Regions from separate parts of the Homo sapiens genome. Here region 2 is linked to region 1. Evidence: chromatin loops called from intact Hi-C (ENCODE). Cell type or tissue: Caco-2. All regions are shown on one strand. Region 1 overlaps UIMC1 (ubiquitin interaction motif containing 1). Region 2 holds the start of UNC5A (unc-5 netrin receptor A).

Region 1 (5,000 bases):
TTTATCTCTAAATAAAACATCTCATAGCATTTGTTATAAACCCCAGCCAGACAGTTTACTCTGCATGTAACATTAGTGCTCTATTCAAAGGGTCCATCACAAAACAATTTTCTGACATTTATAAAATGGGCTAATCAATTTGAAGTCAAACCACATTGCCTGCGATTCCAACTCTCTCCTGGTGACAAAGTGTATAATCATTTATTAAAACCTACATCTGCTCTGCACAAGGCTCACCACAATAAAGCAGAGAGGCCTATAGGGAGTAAAGGCATACTCTGTTAAAACCACTTCCAAAACTGTCTTAACAGCAGGAAAATCAAACCAAAGCCATATTCTTTAGCCCAGGAAGGAATACCAAGTACTATCAACCAGAAGCCTAAGAAAGACCACCACCTTGACTACAGCAAATGGCAAGTGGGCTTCAACTCTCATATGGGAGAACAGTCATGCAGTTCAAAACTAAGCTCTTGAGAAAGTCTCAAAACTCAACTACTAGATAAAAAGGGCAAGTGGAAAGTAACTGGAAGCATGATCCAGTTAATAGTGCAGTTTATAATTAATCAACTGCTATCTATTATTAAAGTAAGAAGACTTAGAAGGTAAGCCCATCAATCAATCAGCAAGAACAATGGAGGAGGTAATGCAAATACCATCCTTTACAGGAGATAGGAGGCACAAACGGATTAAAAGTGGCACAGGACAGACAGTGAGAGTGACACAGGTCCTGTGTGGCCTGAATAATATGAAGACTTTGAAGAGGATGTTAAGTCTCAAGAGTAAATTTAAAAGATGTATAAGGTTTAGATATACAGATAAAATAAGCATAAGCAGAGTTGGGGAAAAGAGAGAAAGGGGCTAAGAATAGAAGGACTATAAAGAAATCAGTCTAGAGCCTTCAAATTGGCATAGAAAACTAGTGTAATTAGTTAAGAGAATTGCAGGATGTGACCGCTTTTCAGAAATAATGTAAATGAGATTTATGCCAAGATAGCTGGCCTGGACAAGATGACCTCTAGGATCTCTTCCAGCTCTTAATATTCTGGGCTTCTATGAGATGCACATCTGAGAACTTAGAGATACTAATAAAATTTCTCCTAGTCTTCACTTATAAAAGAGCTAAAAGTTCTCTGGCAAGCTGTCCACGTACAGTCTCACTCATGTGGTTCATCTCCCTTATGCTGGCAACCATCAGAGGAGAATGCATAGCAACATATAATCTCTCACCTTTGTGAAGCAGGTACAGAGTTTCCCTCTTCAGAAGTTTCTTCAACAATCCCTTGGGAAGACTGCAAAGAAATACGTAGTATCTTAAATATACAGGCACAGGTGAACTGGCTTCTCTTCCTTTTTTAAAAAAATTTAATTGTTCAATGTTCTCCCTCAACAATTAACAATAAGAAGAAAATATTTTCCATAAGCCAGTAAGTGTCAATAAAACAAGCACATCCTGTAAAGTCAGAAGACTGGTATTTAAATCAGAACTAAATCACTTACTAAATTTGTGATTGGGTAAATGACATCTGAATCTCTTTCCTCATCTTAAAATGGGTATTAACAATTGCCTCACAGAGTGTTGTGAAAATTAAACAAGATAATGTACACAATGCACTTCATAACATGCAAGACCTGTATCAATATTAACTGGTAAGTCAAATGAATTATGATTTCAGAAAAACAATCAAAAAGTTTGCATGGGGGAAAGGAAAATATAGAGAAAAGTTCAATTTTCAAAGGAAATACTGAGTTGAGATAAACACTGCAATCTATGATCTTTGAGAAAAACCAAGCCATAACACAGGACATCTAAAGGGAAGGTTACAAAGATTCTTTTTGCTACAAATCTGCCACTATGGTTTTTATATCTGGCTACAGGATTATCTTTTCAGAAATGTAATGAATAGGGACTACATAAGGAAAGATTATTTTCATTGATTCAAAAATTATTTTCATTGATTAATGGTAGAGTTGACGCAAATACCAACTCATTAAACATACATGCACAGAAGATCACAGAAAAAGCAGCTACTGCTGCCTTAGGCAGACTTCTGAGGAAGTGCCTGGGCTGTGAGGCTTCTTCCACTAGACATAAAGCTACCAGCTGAAGTTTTCAAGGTTTCCTAATAAGATATGAATAACCTAAACAAGTTAGGCATCTCTTTATGAATCTCGCTACCATTCAGGTAAATGATGAAATACATTTAAAAATCAGGAATAGTTGAGTTTTCAGTCAAAAGGAAAGTTGTACAATAATAGGGAATATAGTCATTATGAAAAACAAGACTTAACCAAACTACCAAAGGACTAAAATACAACAGCAATAAATACTTAACCTGTCTCTTCCTTTGAACTCAGGGGTGACAAGGTTTTTATTGAACTCTCAGAAAGAGAAAGAAAGAGAAAGAGAATGCTGACACCTAGTGTCCATTTAACAGAATTTTATAATGACTAGCCTTGGTCTTTAGATGCAATCAAAGCACTAGTAAGTTAGTTATAAGGCACCTCCATCTCTGCCTTAGGCTAAAGCATATCTCAAACCTTCTCAGTGTAATTGTTTAAAAAAATTATTGGCCGGGCGCGGTGGCTCACGCCTGTAATCCCAGCACTTTGGGAGGCCGAGGCAGGCAGATCACGAGGTCAGGAGATCGAGACCATCCCAGCTAAAACGGTGAAACCCCGTCTCTACTAAAAATACAAAAAATTAGCCGGGCGTAGTGGCAGGCGCCTGTAGTCCCAGCTACTTGGGAGGCTGAGGCAGGAGAATGGCGTGAACCCGGGAGGCGGAGCTTGCAGTGAGCCGAGATCCCGCCACTGCACTCCAGCCTGGGCGACAGAGCGAGACTCCGTCTCAAAAAAAAAAAAAAAAAAAAAATTATTGTGCTTTGGCCAGGCGCGGTGGCTCACGCCTGTAATCCCAGCACTTTGGGAGGCCAAGGTGGGCGGATCACCTGAGGTCGGGAGTTCAAGACCAGCCTGACCAACATGGAGAAATCCCGTCTCTACTAAAAATACAAAATTAGCCGGGCATGGTGGCTCACGCCTCTAATGCCAGCTACTCGGGAGGCTGAGACAGGAGAATCGCTTGAACCCAAAAGGTAGAGGTTGCAGTGAGCCAAGATCGTGCTATTGCACTCCAGCCTGGATGACAAGAGTGAAAACTCTGTCTCAAACAAACAAAATTATTGTGCTTCTATTCAGTGCCAGGCCTGTGCTAATCACTTTACATTCCTTATCTCCTTTAATTCTCACAAGCAACTTAAGAAGCAAAAACCATTAAATTATTTTAAAAATAAGTGAAACTTCGAGAGGTTAAATAATTTGCCCTAAATCATATAGTTGGTCAAAATCGTAGCGCTGAGACTTGCCTGACTCTAAAATCCACACGCTAAAAACTATTATATTGCTTACTCAGATGATCCTCTTCCTAATCATTTCAATGTAGAATCCCAAGAACGTCTTCATTTCAATACATTATTTTAATTTAGAAATTTATACCTCAATGGCAGTAATCTGAACATAAAGTGAGGTTCTTCCAGAATATGAACACAGGATAGCAAAATAAGCAAATAAAATTTAGACTACCCAAATGTAATCAAGGTGAACATGAAAGCATGGCAGAAATAAAAATTTAAGGAAGCTATGGCCTAATCAAGACATCTTCTTCCTGGAGAAATAATATGTTAATAAGGAAGGGATGGTTTGCATTGAATCTTAAAAAAAAAAAAAAATTCAGCCCTCTCTCCCTCTCCCCCTCCCCCTCCCCCTCCGTCTCCGTCTCCGTCTCCGTCTCCGTCTCCGTCTCCCCACGGTCTCCCTCTCATGCGGAGCCGAAGCTGGACTGTACTGCTGCCATCTCGGCTCACTGCAACCTCCCTGCCTGATTCTCCTGCCTCAGCCTGCCGAGTGCCTGCGATTGCAGGCACGCGCCGCCACGCCTGACTGGTTTTGGTGGAGACGGGGTTTCGCTGTGTTGGCCGGGCCGGTCTCCAGCCCCTAACCGCGAGTGATCCGCCAACCTCGGCCTCCCGAGGTGCCGGGATTGCAGACGGAGTCTCGTTCACTCAGTGCTCAATGGTGCCCAGGCTGGAGTGCAGTGGCGTGATCTCGGCTCACTACAACCTCCACCTCCCAGCCGCCTGCCTTGGCCTCCCAAAGTGCCGAGATTGCAGCCTCTGCCCGGCCGCCACCCCGTCTGGGAAGTGAGGAGTGTCTCTGCCTGGCCGCCCATCGTCTGGGATGTGAGGAGCCCCTCTGCTCGGCTGCCCAGTCTGGGAAGTGAGGAGCGTCTCCGCCCGGCCGCCATCCCATCTAGGAAGTGAGGAGCGCCTCTTCCCAGCCGCCATCACATCTAGGAAGTGAGGAGCGTCTCTGCCCGGCCGCCCATCGTCTGAGATGTGGGGAGCGCCTCTGCCCCACCGCCCCATCTGGGATGTGAGGAGCGCCTCTGCCCGGCCGAGACCCCGTCTGGGAGGTGAGGAGCGTCTCTGCCCGGCCGCCCCGTCTGAGAAGTGAGGAGACCCTCTGCCTGGCAACCACCCCGTCTGAGAAGTGAGGAGCCCCCCCGCCCGGCAGCTGCCCCGTCTGAGAAGTGAGGAGCCTCTCCGCCCAGCAGCCACCCCATCTGGGAAGTGAGGAGCATCTCCGCCCGGCAGCCACCCCGTCCGGGAGGGAGGTGAGGGGGGGTCAGCCCCCCGCCCGGCCAGCCGCCCCATCCGGGAGGGAGGTGGGGGGTCAGCCCCCCGCCCGGCCAGCCGTGCCATCCGGGAGGGAGGTGGGGGGGTCAGCCCCCCGCCCGGCCAGCCGCCCGGTCCGGGAGGTGAGGGGCGCCTCTGCCCGGCCGCCCCTACTGGGAAGTGAGGAGCCCCTCTGCCCGGCCAGCCGCCCCGTCCGGGAGGGAGGTGGGGGGGTCAGCCCTCCGCCCGGCCAGCCGCCCCGTCTGGGAGGTGAGGGGCGCCTCTGCCCGGCCGCCCCTACTGGGAAGTGAGGAGCCCCTCTGCCCG
Region 2 (5,000 bases), 150 kb before region 1:
CTCCCGCAGTCCCCTAACCAAGCCGCGGGCTGGCAGCGTACCGCGGCGCCCGGACGACCCCGGAGCGCGGCCGCGAGGAAAGGGCGGGGGAGAGGACTGCAGCGGAACCTGCCCGGGGCACCCCTGCCCTGGGCGGCTCTCCGCAGGCTGGCGCCGCGCCGGGGTCGCCGCAGCCCCGGGCCCCTCCCGGGCCACCTGTGCGCAGACTGGCGGGCCCGCGAGAGCCCGGATCCGGAGCACCGATCCACTCCGGGTTTCAGACTCCTGCCCCTGTCCCTGGAGACCCCGCGGGGCGGTGGGAGGCCTCCACGCCCACCACCCCAAGCCCCTCCCTGGGGGAGCCTCAGGCATCGCCCAGAGGGATTCCCGGTGCTGGGGGTGGCCCGCGCGCGCTGCGCGGGGCGGCCCGGCCCCTCCTTCCTTCCCCCGCCCCTCCCAGCCGCCGCCCCGCTCCGTCGCTCCAGTCCGGGTTTTGCGGCGCCCACCGGCCCGCTCTCCGGCTGCGGGCTCCGCGGCGCGGCTGGCTCGGTGCGCGGCGCGGCTGGCGCTGCGCTCCGCCCCGGCTGCATTGCTGCGCTCCCGTGCCCAAGGGAGCCACGCGCCGCGTGCGCCCGGCAGCCGGCCGCCCGGAGGCAGCGCAGTCCGCTGGCATGGGCCCCGGGGGCGCCCCGAGCTGGGGCTCCGGGCTGAGGCGCTAAAGCCGCCCTCCCGCCCGCGGGGCCCCGCGCCCGGCCCGCCCGCCTGCCCGCCCGCGGCCATGGCCGTCCGGCCCGGCCTGTGGCCAGCGCTCCTGGGCATAGTCCTCGCCGCTTGGCTCCGCGGCTCGGGTGAGTCACGCCGCGCGCGCTCTGGGGAGGCTTGCGGGGGACCGTGCGCGCGAACGCTCGCTGCTCTGGGGGTCCCTGACCAGCGCTGCCAGACCCGGCTGGGAGCCCCCCGAGGCCAAACTTTGCGAGGCGGGACGCGGGGGGCTCTTCTTGCTGCTGCGCAGCTTCCCCGCGCGCTCTCCCGGAAGCCTGGGTTCTGCCAAGTCCAGGAGCAGCTGTCAGCCCGCGGGGCTGGCGAGTGTAGACACCCCACGCCTCCGGGTGGGGGAAGTTTGCTGGTTGCCTGGGCCCGGAGCAGGGCTGGGGGTTTGGATCAACCCCAGGGAGCCTGACTTTGAGGATTCGAAGATTAGAGGGTTTTGAGCCTATCCCAGTGCCCAGGAAATGGGGGGTGCGGGGAACGTTTAAGATACCTCTTCCCGGTAGCATCTGCCCTAAACAGCCACTCACAATCTCCCAGCTTGGCACCTGGCCTCTGCCCACGTCCAGAACACAGTGTCCTCCTCTGTCCCCGCCACACACGCTCTCACACGCACACACTCAGGCGTGGAGGCGCATACACCAGCCCCCAGTCCTTGCAGCCAGCACAGTCAAAGCGCCGCGGTCCCGGTGGCCGGGGCTGTGGCTCCTGGCCTCCCTGGTGCGGGGGGCCAGAGTTGTGTGTGGTTGGTCCGCCAGTTTCCCCTTCTTCCTTAAACTCCATAGCCTTTCTTGGCCCCTGCATGCCCCATTGGTCACCCTAACCCACTGCTAACTCAGCCCTCAGCCCACCTCATTCCCTTGGGAGGGGCTTGGGGGGAGGAAGTTCCCCTGCATCCTTTGTCTGCTGTCCCTGAGCCTTCACCTAGGCTGAGCTGTGGGGGCCTCCTGATCTCTGCCCCCCATGCACTTAGCTGAGTTGAGCGTATGTGTCTGTGGTGGTGGGGGGTGGGTGCCATTTGTGTGGTCAAGGGGGCTTGAGGCTTACCCTGGCAATTCTCGATTCTTGCTGCCCCTAGAACCTGGGCGGTTACTCCCCAGCCTGGCCAGGCCGCTGCTTATAACAGGGGTGTTGGAAGGGAGCACTGGGGTTTCTGAGCTGCCAAACCAGATTGATCAGAGATCAATGAGTGGGAGCTCAGGAGCCAGCCTGATGATTGAGGCCGATGGCTGTTTCCTTAAAGGGTGTCTCTGCGCAGCGCATCCTGCACCCACCACTGCCTGACCGCCCGCCCCATCCTGCCTCCTCAGTACCCCTCTCTACTCCATCCCACCCCTTCTATCTCCCTTCTCCATCAGCACCCCTCTTCTTCCCCAGGGCCTCTCCTTCTAATCCTGACCAAGCTGAGAGGCTGAACTGCTGTTGGGTGTGTGTCCGTGTCCGCCACATGTGTGTGTTAGGGGCGTGTGTGCAGCTCCGCAGATGAGCACCCGGGTGCAGGTTGCACTGTTGTCCATGATGAGGTGGGGATATTAGTGCCCCACACACAGGTGGGGTGTTGCCTGACACCCAGTAGGTACCCTGGAAATGTTTTCTGAGTTGATGCTTTTGAGGGCTGTGTGGTCATAGCTGCATGTCGCCCACGTGAGCACGTGTGAAGGCTGTGGGTTGACATGTGTGCCCGGGTAACCAGGGGGGTTGGCATGGTGTGTGCAGCATTGGCATGTGTGTGCCCTGATGAACGTGTGTGATGACCAGCATGCCGCACGTGTGTGACGGCTGTGTGCAGTTGCACAGGTGAGCGTGTACAGATAAGGGGGCACAGGTACCGGTGAAGCAGGGTGCTGCGGCCTGGAGCGGGGGGTTGCCACAGGGACTCCTCAGGAGGCTGTGGGGGTGGGGAAACTGCATCCCTGGTTGGCAGGGCATCTGTTGAGGCCTGGCCCAAGGTTGCCCAGGGAGTCGGCAGGTGGGCACAGGTGCTGCAGGGGCTGACGCAGAGCCTGCCCCAAGGCATCAACTCTGCCCCTGGGCCTGCGGGAGGAGCTGCTGAAGGCCATGGGGTGGGGAGGGGCTGGCCCTACTTCTTTGGGACTCCCTTCCCCCTGTGCCCCACAGGCACTGGGCACATGTGGACGCCCAGGCAGGCTGGCCCTGCCGTGACCCGGGCTCCTCCCGCGCTGCCTTTTGCCTCCGTTGCAACAGCCTCCGGTGAAAAATGTGTCTGTGAGCCGCTGAGGGAGGGATGGCCAGCGGGCAGCAGGGGGCGCCGGGGGCCAGCGCGACTGACTGCAGCCGCTTGCTCCCCAGGCCACGCGCCCACCCTCTGTTGCTGGACATCACACAAAAGCCTGTCCCTTCAGCATGCTCGCACCTGCAGGCCCTCTCTGTGCCCGCGCACGCAAGCACCCATCTGTCTCACAGGATTTTCCCTCTCAAACCCCGTCACGCAGCTGGCATGCAAACCCCCACCCTGCCCCTGTGGTCTCCCTGTCACCCAGACCTCTGCAGTCTTGAGCAGGAGGGACTTGGGAGCTGGCTCCCTTGAAGATGGGGCTGAGGGGTGCCATGCTCTGGCATTGCTGCATTGCCCAACCTGACCCCAACCATCTAGCCTGGCTCCTCCTTCTCAGACCCCATCCCCATACTTAGGGCTAACCTAGGACTCGTCTGTCCACCCCGACACTTGGGAGAATGCAGCTGGCTGAGGGGGTCTTAATCCTCCAGGGCTAGGAGATACCCTGTTCCTGCTCGCCCTGCCTTGCAGGTGGGGTGGCCTGGGCTTTGGGGCCCCTAGGTCCTCCCAGGGGAGAGCTGGTCCTCTTGCTGCCTGCCTGCTCCCCACTTGCCTGTGTTGGGAGGGGGGGCTTCTCTCAGGAACCAGGGATAGGCATTGATCCAGGTACCAAGCCCACACCAGAAGTCACGGCCCTCGTTCCCAGGAGCAGCCAACTTTGGCCTCAGCCAAGGGCCAGAGAGCCCCTGTCCTCACGACCCTTCTTCCTGCCTAGTGCTGCTCTGGGCCCAGACCCGCAGGCTGGAGCTCCGAGGCTTCACAAGGCAGGAGCCTGCCCTGAGCTTGGGGTGGGGCTCCCCTGCTCTAGTGCTGGGCCTAGCTGCCACTTGGGAATCTGTGTGTCCACGCATATGCATGCGGGGCCTCCTGTTCTAGGCCACCCCTCTCCCAATGCCCCCTCCTCCCAAGGGCCCTGCCGTCCCCTCCTCCTATTCTCCCAGCCTGGGGCTGGAAGCCTTAGCGTCTCCCTTGCTTCTCCCTTCTCTCTCACGCTTCACATCTAATATGTCACCAAGTCCTCCAGCTCGGGCCTACTTGTGGCATTGCTCATGTCTCTCGACTTCTTTGTCTTCCTCCACTCCTTTCTCCCTCACCTGCAGCAGCCACCACCACCCATCCCCCTCGGGCCTCCTCCACTCAGACTAAGGCATCCCCTGGCATCCAGGCTGGAAATCTGCTAGAAAGCTTTCGGTGACTCCCAGTGCCTGCAGGTCAACCCAAACCTTGAGCCCCCTTGGGCCCTTAGGAAAATACCTTCCTCCCTCGTCATCGCCCCACATCAGCTCTGGGCTGGTCTATCTGGAGGTCGGGTGCCCTCCCTGGCTCTGACTGCTGGTGGGGTGGGCACCCCCAGGCAAGCTCCGGCTTCCAGACTGTAGCTCCTTTGCCTTGCAAAGCGTGGTGCCACTGACCCCGCCAGCATGCTCCCCACCCAACACCCCAACGTTGGCTCTGTCCAGACCTGGGACACACCCCTTTGCTGCTGCCAATCCCTGCACTGTGAAACCCGCAGCTTCAGTCCAGCCCCTCCCAAAGGCCTCCCACCTCCTCCCCTGCAAAGGGGTCCTGGCATACTGATGTGCTTTGGGTGGGCTAAAGAAAGACTGAGGTATTGAGTCCTCAGCCCTGGGGCTGCCAGAAGCCTCTGACCTGAGCCTCCTCCTTCTCCTCCAGTGCCTCCCTCAGGTATTGCCATTGTTTATGGCGCGGTGACCCTGTTCTCTGGCCCAACTTGCTCTGAGTCACTGCCAGCCAGGTGCTGTTTTTCTTCATTTCTCCATTTTGAGTTTGGGCTCTCTTTGCAGGCAGGGAGGGCTGCTATTGCTGGGGACAGGGAGAGATGTTTGCTCTGCCCCTCTCAGCAACCATCCCATCCCTGTCCCTGAACACGGACTGCCATGCTCCAGGGAAGCTGGAAACGGCCTCCTGTCCAGGGTGGGGACCAGGAAAACTAGGC

What was found. Peaks named below come from ENCODE experiments on the same cell type or tissue, not always from the same donor. Only the 100,000 strongest peaks of a DNase experiment are listed, where the experiment ranks them.
Region 2: a loop joins it to region 1, with 17 times the contacts of the local background. A loop is called at or near these places in 17 of 110 quality-filtered maps.

What each region holds. Positions count from the first base shown.
Region 1 is chr5:176,956,866-176,961,865 of GRCh38, forward strand. UIMC1 (ubiquitin interaction motif containing 1) reads right to left here. Exons shown (of 15, transcript NM_001199298.2): 7 at 1,228-1,289. Among named protein-coding and RNA genes, the nearest start is that of UIMC1, 47 kb to the right of the region's middle. In Caco-2, a CTCF peak has its summit at 2,407 (motif pointing left); no DNase peak of the experiment used is centred here.
Region 2 is chr5:176,809,994-176,814,993 of GRCh38, forward strand. It overlaps UNC5A (unc-5 netrin receptor A), which reads left to right and starts at 566. Exons shown (of 15, transcript NM_133369.3): 1 at 566-827. The coding sequence starts at 758. In Caco-2, CTCF peaks have their summits at 3,001 (motif pointing right) and 3,203; DNase peaks (open chromatin) are centred at 448 and 3,004; H3K4me3 peaks cover 954 bases; H3K27me3 peaks cover 517 bases.